Regions from separate parts of the Homo sapiens genome. Here region 1 is linked to region 2. Evidence: chromatin contacts called from ENCODE Hi-C or POLR2A ChIA-PET data. All regions are on one chromosome and are shown on one strand. The core of a region is the stretch at or near the end of the contact, and the rest is flanking DNA. Distances in the headings are between cores, read along the strand shown. Region 1 holds the start of OSER1 (oxidative stress responsive serine rich 1). Region 2 holds the start of TOP1 (DNA topoisomerase I).

Evidence for each region. A loop is a pair of places that touch in the nucleus more often than their neighbours do. ChIA-PET counts read pairs that join two places held with the same protein, here RNA polymerase II (POLR2A). Pooled maps may share reads with other maps.
Region 1: a map of HepG2 shows a loop between it and region 2 (11-fold over the local background). The contact joins the promoter of OSER1 here to the promoter of TOP1 in region 2. A Hi-C loop is called at or near these places in 1 of 168 maps with a recorded cell type or tissue (HepG2) and 5 of 50 pooled maps. POLR2A ChIA-PET finds 5 or more read pairs at or near these places in 1 of 52 experiments (K562).

The regions. Positions count from the first base shown.
Region 1 is chr20:44,209,089-44,214,248 of GRCh38, forward strand. It overlaps OSER1 (oxidative stress responsive serine rich 1), which reads right to left and starts at 1,683. Exons shown (of 4, transcript NM_016470.8): 1 at 1,608-1,683. OSER1-DT (OSER1 divergent transcript) reads left to right here and starts at 1,872. Exons shown (of 3, transcript NR_038339.2): 1 at 1,872-1,989. RefSeq lists an enhancer at 1,093-1,712 and silencers at 1,372-1,441, 1,637-2,085.
Region 2 is chr20:41,026,807-41,031,311 of GRCh38, forward strand. It overlaps TOP1 (DNA topoisomerase I), which reads left to right and starts at 2,016. Exons shown (of 21, transcript NM_003286.4): 1 at 2,016-2,294; 2 at 2,625-2,649. The coding sequence starts at 2,262. RefSeq lists silencers at 1,715-2,066, 2,287-2,356.

The DNA of each region.
Region 1 (5,160 bases), core at 433-2,932, 3.2 Mb after region 2:
AGAGGCTCTGAACCTACATATGTAACTTTTAATTATACCATGCTGACTTAATAGCATGGCAGGTGATCACCCTAGATGTTAATACAAACTTTACATTCCTGTTGACACACTAAAAGATCTATCATCTAAAAACCAAAACAGGCCAGAATTAAAATCTGGCTACAGACTAAAACTTCAGGAATGAAGTTCTGTCTAAACCATTTTCAGACTTCCAGCATTTTTTTACTACTCACTTTTTTTCTCAGTTATTTTAGCCAAGAGCAAATGAGCGTTAGGCATAACCTTAAGAGCTAGAGAAGAGCATGTTTGTAATTATAAAAGGCTCATTATGCTCCTCTGCATCCCCAGATCCCCATTCAAAGAAAGGGCTGTACAACTAACTCCGGACAACAGATATAATTGGCTTGCCTTTCTTCATTAATATTAAATTTGTGGGAGACAGTCTTGGCGTTTTCACTGCAGTGAACTCGTGAAGTTGAACAATCTCCAAAGAGATGAAACTTTAAAAAGCCTATTCGAAGTTAAAGTCAAATCACACCAGGCAATTTAACTTTGCCTCGGATTTTCCACAACCTTACAAAAATTACAAAGTTCTTCTAAGTTCCTCCATCAAAAGGCCAAATTCCTGGTTTTTTCTTTCAACAAAATGGATGCGTCACAATCTTATTTACATCTTGCCGTTTTAACCAAGACCTCCTTGAATCCCAAGCCTAGGTCTACACTTCCAGGCCCCTGAGAAGACCTAAGAACGATCAAGAAGGGATGCGCGGGTAAGCGTTGTCATCACAACATTAAAGATTTCGAAACTCCCAGACCACCAGAAAGCGTAGAGTATGGGGAAGAAAACCAAACCCAGCAACTCTAAGAGGCAAACTAGACCGGGAGGAAACAATCGGCCCCCAGGACAAAAAGCACATTCACACCTCTCCGTGCAACCCACTCATCCCTTTATACTCGCAGCGCTGCAGCCAAAGCACAAAGTTCTTTCTTTTCACCCAGAGTCTGTGCCTGTCGCGGTTAAACATGAACGGAGGAAAATTCCTAGTCAGAACCCAGAGGGGTAGGACGGGGCTTGGAGTGTGGGGACAACGCCAAGCAGGGAGCTGTCCAGGGGCACTGCCCGCCCGGGGTCTCCAGCTGTGAAGTTGCGCTCCTCGGGAGATTCCTGGGGTCAGAACGAGAGGCTGGAGTCGGAGCGAGGCACAAGGGATGCGGGAGAAGAAAGGAGTGGGGCCGAAGAGGTAGCCAAAGAGAATGGGGCTCCGAGGCGAGAGAGAAAGGACTGGAAGGGGCAAAGGGCGGCCAAGGAGGGCGAAAAGGGGAAGCTGCCGCTGGGCGGGAGACGGCGGAGGAGCGAGACGGGGCGGGGGACCGCGGGAGGACGGGAAGGCGGGAAGGGGAGAGAGCGTGGAGCTCGGAGCTCCAGCAGGCACAGGCCGCGGCAGATAAGGGGGCGCGGAGAGGCCCAGGCCCGGCCCAGGCAGGAGGCGTCGGGAGACGACGCGACCCAAGGCGGGCGGGCCCGGGGAAAACCGCCCGCGGCCAGACCGGCAGTGGAAGCTGAGACGCAGTGCTGCGGCCCCTCCCCGTCACGTCAGGGCACTTACCTCCTCGCAGCTGGGACGCTCCGGTGATGCGGGGCAGTCAGTTCAGAGCGTCTCTCCCAAATCTCGGCACCCGACTGACCCGGATCCAAACCAGCCAAGGGGGCGGCCCGCGCCTCGGGAGTCGCGTTGCGCCTGCGCACTCCGGCATGCACCCCTCCCCCTGCTTATGCTCCTCCCACCCCAGTGACTCGGCAGCGCGGCAGCCGACGACTGCGCAGACGCAGGGCGGCGGCCGCGCCTCTCCAACGCCCCGCACCCGCCCCCCTCAGAAGCACGTGCGCCTTACGTAATTTCCTGTTATTCTTCGGTTTGCCTCCTCCCAGTGGCGTGGATTTGCTCCCGACCCGCTTTTGGGGCGTGCCTGCTTCCTCCTCTCTGTTAGGTGAGTGAGTAGGCGTCATTCTTCACAGTAGTCCTCTGCCTCCACCGCCCCGGGATCTCCTTGCGCTCGGTCCTCTACGTGGAGTCACCTATGCAGAGGAATTCCACGGGGCGGGGGCGAGGACAGGGTGCGGGGGTCTTTATGGCAGACAATCCCCGGCTGAGCGCTTGGCCAGAGTTTCTGTGATGCTAGAATCTGGACTGCCTGCGACCTCTCCGGGACTCGGACACCAGCCCTCGCCTCCTGGTGATCTTTTAGGTCCTGCAGAGAAGTGAAGAGGTATTGGACGTGGCCAGGGTCAATAGTGTGAAGCCAGAATTAGAATTGAATTGAAATGCCTTCGGTTTTGATATCTCTGCTGTTTGTCTTGAGGCAACTGCTTTTCCTCCTTTGGGCCTCTCAGTTTTCCATCTAGTAAGTGAGGAAGTTGAACCTTATCGGTGAATCTCGTGTTTTCAGGCGTAGACTCCTTTGAGAATCTGGTGAGAACTGTAGATCCTCTTGCCAAAGAAATGCACCTACACACCAAATTTTGCAAAAAGATTTAGGCAGTTCACCAAAGGAGATGAATTTTAGGATTCTTTACATTTTTCTGATTCTGAATGTTGCTCAGATGGTAGGCGGGAAAAGGTGATCTGTGCAACAGCTGCCACCCGCTCCATCACCAGGACTGGTTCTGCTGATCTAGCTGTGCCTCTCCTCGCCTGCCAATCTCCAGCTCCACGTCTGCACTGCTCAAAGCTTCGTGAGAACAGATGATTTTGCGCAATTGAGTTGGATGGCGTTGATTGTGGCCCACCCCTAGAGTGAGGGTTTTTCCCTGAACCAAAACTGGCCCCATCCACCGTCATTCCCCAATACCTTAGTTGTAGTCAACTAGATAGGCTGCCGAAGATGGTTTAACTGTGTCCAGCTTAACTACAGCCAGGCTTTGGAATGCCTGGCCTATGTCTGTAAATGAAATCTAACAATTTATTGTATAACGTTGTTAAACATGAAGCATGATGTTGGCCCTGGATAAAACATTTTAAATTCTCGTCGTTCATACCAGAGGCTCAGTAACTGACCGGTTGAAAGAAAACTGTTCATTGTAACCTAATGATGCTAGTTAGATAGCATTAGATTATGTTAGAGATCAGATAACTTGTTCTAGCTGCCTTTGTCCTGTCTCACAGTGCTAGTAAGTCAGGATTTAAACTGCCCTTCTCAACATCTCTTGGACAAGAAAAAGCGGGAAATATGATGTATTTATTTTCTCAGACCTTGCCAAGTGAAATGTATCAAAACCAAACATGTCTTTTTAAGCTGCCACTTCAAAATATAACTTAAGATAAAATCTCATATATCCTTGAGAAGGCCTGGCACGGTAGCTCATGCCTATAATCCCAGCACTTTGGGAGGCCGAGGCGGGTGGATCACTTGAGGTCAGGAGTTTGAGACCAGCCTGGCCAACATGGCGAAACCCTTTCTCTACTAAAAATATGAAAAATTGGCTGGGCATGGTGGCGCATGCACCTATAATCCCAGCTACCCGGGAGGCTGAGGCAGGAGAATCTCTGAAGCCGGGAGGCGGAGGTTGCAGTGAGCCGAGATTGCGCCACTGCACTCCAGCCTGGGCCAACAGAGCAAAACTGTCTCAAAAAAAAAAAAAAAATCTCATATATCCTTGAGGGGAAAGAATTGTCTGGATCGTGATTGAATTCCCAGGGCTTAGCACACTTCCTGGGGATTAGTAGATGCTCAATACAGTTTTGGTGAATTCTCATTTTACCTGCTTTCCATCCCTAATTATATTAAATACCAAAAACTAAAAAGTTACAGTATTTCATTTTATGTAAGCACATCTCCATCATAAAGAGTTAGATGCTTTCCAAGAATGTGACTCATTACTCGGGGAGTACTTGGAAGGTGGGAACCTCTTGTGAATGCTGAAGCCTGTTAACTCACACACCTGACGTGGCCTGAAGTTTTAAGTCATTATACATAGGACTGGCTCACGGTGTGATACATCATGACTTGGAAAGAGATAGAAAAGCTACAAAATGGGATGGATCTGAGTGAACAAAAAGCCAGATCGGTGTCCTATACCAGCAATTCCAAGTCTTTTTAACCATGGGAAAAAAACCTGAATTTGTGTGTGGACTTTATATTGAAGAAATCAACTTTGTATTAATGCACATGGTAATGCCATTTAATTAAAAAGCTGTGGTAGATGTAAAATTCCTCTAACAGTGCTTCTTTCTTGCTACAAGTGTCTTGTACATGCTTTAGTAAGAGAGACTTAATTCCATGAATTTATACTGCAAGAACAATTTATATAGGAAGATAATAGTTTCTCTTAAAAAATAACTTTGGAGAAGCCAAGTCCAAAGTAATAAAGAAAATTATTTGCCTAACCATGTGGCTGCCATCCTACCAGTTGGTAATCTGGAAAATATTCTGTTCTTATGTTTTAAGACTCAAATTAATTTATTTCTTACCTCGATATACTTTTTTAAATGACTTAGGGTAGGCCAGGCGTGGTGGCTCACGCCTGTAATCCCAACACTTTGGGAGGCTGAGGCAGGTGGATCACCTGAAGTCAAGAGTTCGAGACCAGCCTGGCTAACATGGTGAAACCCCATCTCTACTGAAAAATAAATAAATAAATATACAAAAATTAGCTGGGAGTGGTGGGCACACACCTGTAATCCTAGCTACTTGGAGGCTGAGGCATGAGAAGCCCTTGAACCCAGGAGGTGGAGGTTGCAGTGAGCTGAGATCATGCCACGGCACTCCAGCCTGGGCTACAGAGCAAGACCTTGTCTCAAAAAAAAAAATAAAATTAAATTAAAATGACTTTGGGATAGAAGATAGTGATAATGATTATTTGTCTTGATTTACAAGATGTTAGCTCATGTAATCTTCATAACCAATTTGTGAAATGTACTTCTATGATGTCTGTTTTACAGCTGAGGAAACTAGGCTCAGAATAGTTAGATAACTTGTCCAAGGTTACATAGTTTGTAAGTGGTAGAACGGGGATTCCAATCTAGGCAGTCTGACTATAGCACCCTGCTGACCGCTGAGTTACACTGCTTTCCTTAGCCTCCCCACCTTCACCTCCTGTATGTACCCAGCTAGACCAGGGATACCTGCTTTCACCTGGAAAATACCACTGGGTTTGAGGAA
Region 2 (4,505 bases), core at 766-3,265:
ACCACACTCTGCTAATTTTTGTATTTTTAGTAGAGACAGGGTTTCACCATGTTGGCCAGGCTGTTGTTGAACTCCTGACCTCAAGTGATTGATCCACATTGACCTCCCAAAGTGCTGTGATTACAGGCGTTAGCCACCGCGCCTGGCCTATAAGGCACCCTTGGTCAGCCAGTGGAAGCAGGGTCAGTAGTGCGCCGGAGAGTCACTTTGAAAAAGTGATATTTAGGTTGATCTTGAAGCATTCACAAGATGTGGTAAACACATCTAATGGTAAACATGTGATGGTAAACATTAGATGTGATAAAGATACTGATGGTCCACTGGATGAACAGTTTTCATATTTACTTCCAAATGATTTCATAGATATTATTTCACAGATAACACTTAGGATGAAGGTAAATAAAAAGGAGATCAATTAAAATATGAAATAATAATAGTGAAAGTGGTAATAGATGTGGCAATATCCACAAAGGAGTAATGGTTAGATTAGCATATTGAGAAGATCACTTTGGCAATTGTTGGAATGCAGTTTACGAGAGGGCCAAGAATGGAAGCAGCAATCCCTGTTAGAAGTGTAGTGTTTTGGAGTGCGGTGTTTTTTGTTGGTTTGTTTTTTGTTTTTTTTAAACCAGGTCTCACTCTGTTGCCCAGGCTGGAGTGCAGTGCAGCCTCGACCTCCTCCTCGGGCTCAGGTGATCCTCCCACCTCAGCCTCCCGAGTAGCCGGGACTACAGGCACATGCCACCACACCCCGCCAGTTTTTGTATTTTTTTGTAGAGTCAGGGTTCTGCCATGTTGCCCAGGCTGGTCTTGAACTCCTGGGTTCAAGTGATCTGCCAGCCTCGGCCTCCCAAAGTGCTAAGATTACAAGTGTGAGACACCACCCCCAGCCAGCACATTGTATTAATCCAAGCAGGAGAACGCAGACTTCAAAGGCTTATGGGCAGCAGAGAGAAGTAGATGAAGCAAAGAGATGCAATCAGCGGGACTAGTGGGAAATGAGGGAAAGGAAGGTGTCAGGATGGGGCTTTTTCTAGCTGAGTGGAGTTCAGTTCATTCCCAGAGAAGCTTGAGAGGTATCCAACTATAGATGCAAGGTAGCTGGCTGTTGGTCCCTTGTCTTTAGGACAGTTTGACTTTTGTAATACAGGCGACCTCACAGAGCTATTGTGAGAATTCAGAGCTGGGCACAGAATAGATGCTCTATAAACGGTAGTTCTATTCCCCATTTGCCCCGTCCTCCCAGCATGCCAGGGATACAGGGGCGGATAGAGACAGGTTCAGTTCCCTTTGGTCTCTTGCATTCCCCCTTCCCTCAGCACAATTCCTGGGCTCATAGCGGATGCTCAATAAGTATTTGTAGAATGAACCAAAGAAATCAGACCCTTGGTGACCCAGGGCTACATGTACTCGGCGGAAAACTGGGGTTAAACCGGACCCTTGGTTGGTTGAAAAATTAAAATAATTTTTAAAAAGTGGGCGTGAAATAATCCAGAAGTTGGAGGGCCTGGACAAAGGCTGGGGAGGGGACTCCTCCCACCAGGCGGCCTCAGGGTCGGCTTAGCAAGAAAGGAGGCGCTGGGGAGACCTCTGGGGTCCCAGCTGCCAAGGTACTCGCCGCTCCAAGGAGATGCGGACGCCGGATACCAGCTCTGCCCAAGATTGCTGGGTCCCGCCGCGGCCTTTAAAGGCCCACCACGTGGCTGCGCGGCCAGCCCTGGTCCGGAGGCGGTGCCCGGGTGGCGCCTGCGCACTGCCTAGCAGAGGGGCTGGGGTTCCGAGAAAAAGCGTCTGGAGAGGAAGGGGAGGCTGCTTGGGGTGGGACGCCGTGGGAGGAGTCGGCTCCTTATGCAAATCACAGCGGAGCGCGCACGGTCCGGAGGCGGGGCTTGCGATGCAAAGACAGGTCCGTCTGGCGAACAGCGAGGGGGCGGGCCGCAACCCTCTGCCTCTTTCCGCGAGCGCTGACGTCGCCGACGTGTTGTTTAAAAGCGGCCGCGCAGGCGCAGTGAGCCCAAATGCGAACTTAGGCTGTTACACAACTGCTGGGGTCTGTTCTCGCCGCCCGCCCGGCAGTCAGGCAGCGTCGCCGCCGTGGTAGCAGCCTCAGCCGTTTCTGGAGTCTCGGGCCCACAGTCACCGCCGCTTACCTGCGCCTCCTCGAGCCTCCGGAGTCCCCGTCCGCCCGCACAGGCCGGTTCGCCGTCTGCGTCTCCCCCACGCCGCCTCGCCTGCCGCCGCGCTCGTCCCTCCGGGCCGACATGAGTGGGGACCACCTCCACAACGATTCCCAGGTACGGCCCGGCCTGACCCTGGCGGCCCCGGACCCCGGCCTGGCCGTCCCGCGACCCCCGGCGCAGGCCCCGACCCCAGCCCCGGCCCGGCAGCTTTGACAGGCCGGAGCCCCCGGTGAGGGGCCGCCTGCCGGAGTAGATCGGCTCGCTAGGCCGCGAGCGAGGGCCGCGAAGTTACAGTTCGAGGCAGGGATGGCTGCCCTCTGTGGCCACCCCCGGGTCCCCGTCCTCCCCGGGGGCGCAGGGTGAGCCAGACCCCGGCCGCGCGCGCTCGCCGCCGGAGGGGTTAAAGTGGCTGTTGTTTGATATTCTCTCCTTTTCTTTTTCCAGATCGAAGCGGATTTCCGATTGAATGGTGAGTGTGCCCCCTGCGCCGACTCCGGGGCCCCCCAGCCGCCGGCCGCCTCCCCCGCGCCCTGCCGGTGCCGGGCAGAGGACAGACATGGCGTCCCAGAGACTAAGTCCCGGCTCCTCGCTCACCGGCCCCATTGTTCCCATCGGGCCGCCTCTTGACCCCCTTTCCGGGGACCCCAGCTCCTCCAGATCCCGGCCCTCCCAAGAGGGGACAACGGAGACCCCGTGTCGTCCGCCACCGGGCCTCGGGCGGTCTTTCCGGGCCGGGATTCCTCCCGGGAAAGTCGCCTTGTCGACGGTCGGGACTTAGTCTCTGCGCCATTTTCTTTTTCTCTCTCCTCTCCTTTCTGTGCCTGTGTCTCTTTCTCTCCCTCCCTCGGCTCTTTCCTTGAGCTGCCCAGAATGAGCTTTCTGCAGAGCAAAGCCGTATAAATCACATACTTCACCAGAGAGGGAAGGCTGGGGGACTGAATTATTATTTTTTAAACTTTATTTTGGGGGTTATTCCCTTTATGCTTCATGTTTGTTTCCTTTTCTGCTTCCAGAATGAAAGATTTCCTTAAGCAACTGTTAATTTTTTTTTTGATAGGCTGTTTATGATAGGAATTATGGCTCTAAAACTAAAGCCACGCTTTGTGGAGTTCTTTATATTTCCAGGTTGTTTTTCCCAAGTTACGTTCTTTGCAAAGGTAGCAGTACCTCCCTAAAGAAAGTTTGCAAGTTCTCTGTGGGTCACCCAATGTAAATGTTGGATTTTTAAAAAATTATGTTAGTCACTGGAACTTTTCATTGTGGTCGAGGTTCCCAATGCAGTGTTTTTCTGGAAACGCAGTTTAGTGTACTTGTTGGAAGGAAAGATTGTTGAGCATCTCTTGTGGACCTGGTGTGTTGGCCTTTTCGTTTGGGTTGTAAGGAGGAAAAAAAGATTTTATTTATTGAAGCAAAGAGTGTCCAGTACCCACCCCTGCTTCCTGTTCATTCTTTTTCACGAGCCACTGTTTTTCAGGAATCAAGAACTGGCTTTTTTTTTTTTTCCCAATTCTTTATGTTTTTGAACCCTTTTCAGCCAAATCAAGGCATTTATTCTTACTGTATTTCCACTTCAGTTACCCAGGGAAGAGTCCTCCAATAAAAAGCTCATCCTTGCAGGCTTTCGAACAACCCTGTTGAAGGAGAAGTTACCTTCTGTAGTGTGCTGGGAATTCCCACTGATTTTGATGGTACATAATCCTGCTCAATTGAGTTTGGGTTCCGGGAACCTCTCCAATGGGAGAAGTTGATGAGTAGGTTTTCTAATGTTGTAATCAGCAGTCCATCATGTTAGCCTGCTCTACTGAGAGCAACCTTATGTTCAGAGTTTGAAGTGGGGCATCCAGCAGGAGATGGTACTCAGCCAGGAGAGAATCTGGTTTAAAGTATGGCATTTCTTGAGCACCAGATATGTGCCAACCACTGTGCTTGGTGCTAGAGCTGATCCTGTAACCATAACACTCCCTTGCTCTCAATTCAGTCTATTGGGGGAGACATAATTAGTTAATTATAAGGTAACTACTGGGGCATATGTGTACCCAAAATGCTTTGAAGTATAGGGGAGTTAATTTTGTCTGAGGGTGGGGAAATTTCTCAGAGGAGGTGACTTCTGAGCTGGGGGTTGTGGAAGACTGGGCGCAGAGAATTGTCAGGGGTTGGAGTGTTTCTTAAGTACGTTTAACCAACCTATCACGATTTTAAAAGAGGGAGGAGGTGAGGCCTGCAGTTTAGAAAGCCACAGTATAGACATGTTTCTTTGGGATACAGGAGCAAAGAAAGGATGTGCAGGTGAGGATGTAAGAAGTCCTTTTGACCTTGCTAGAGGAA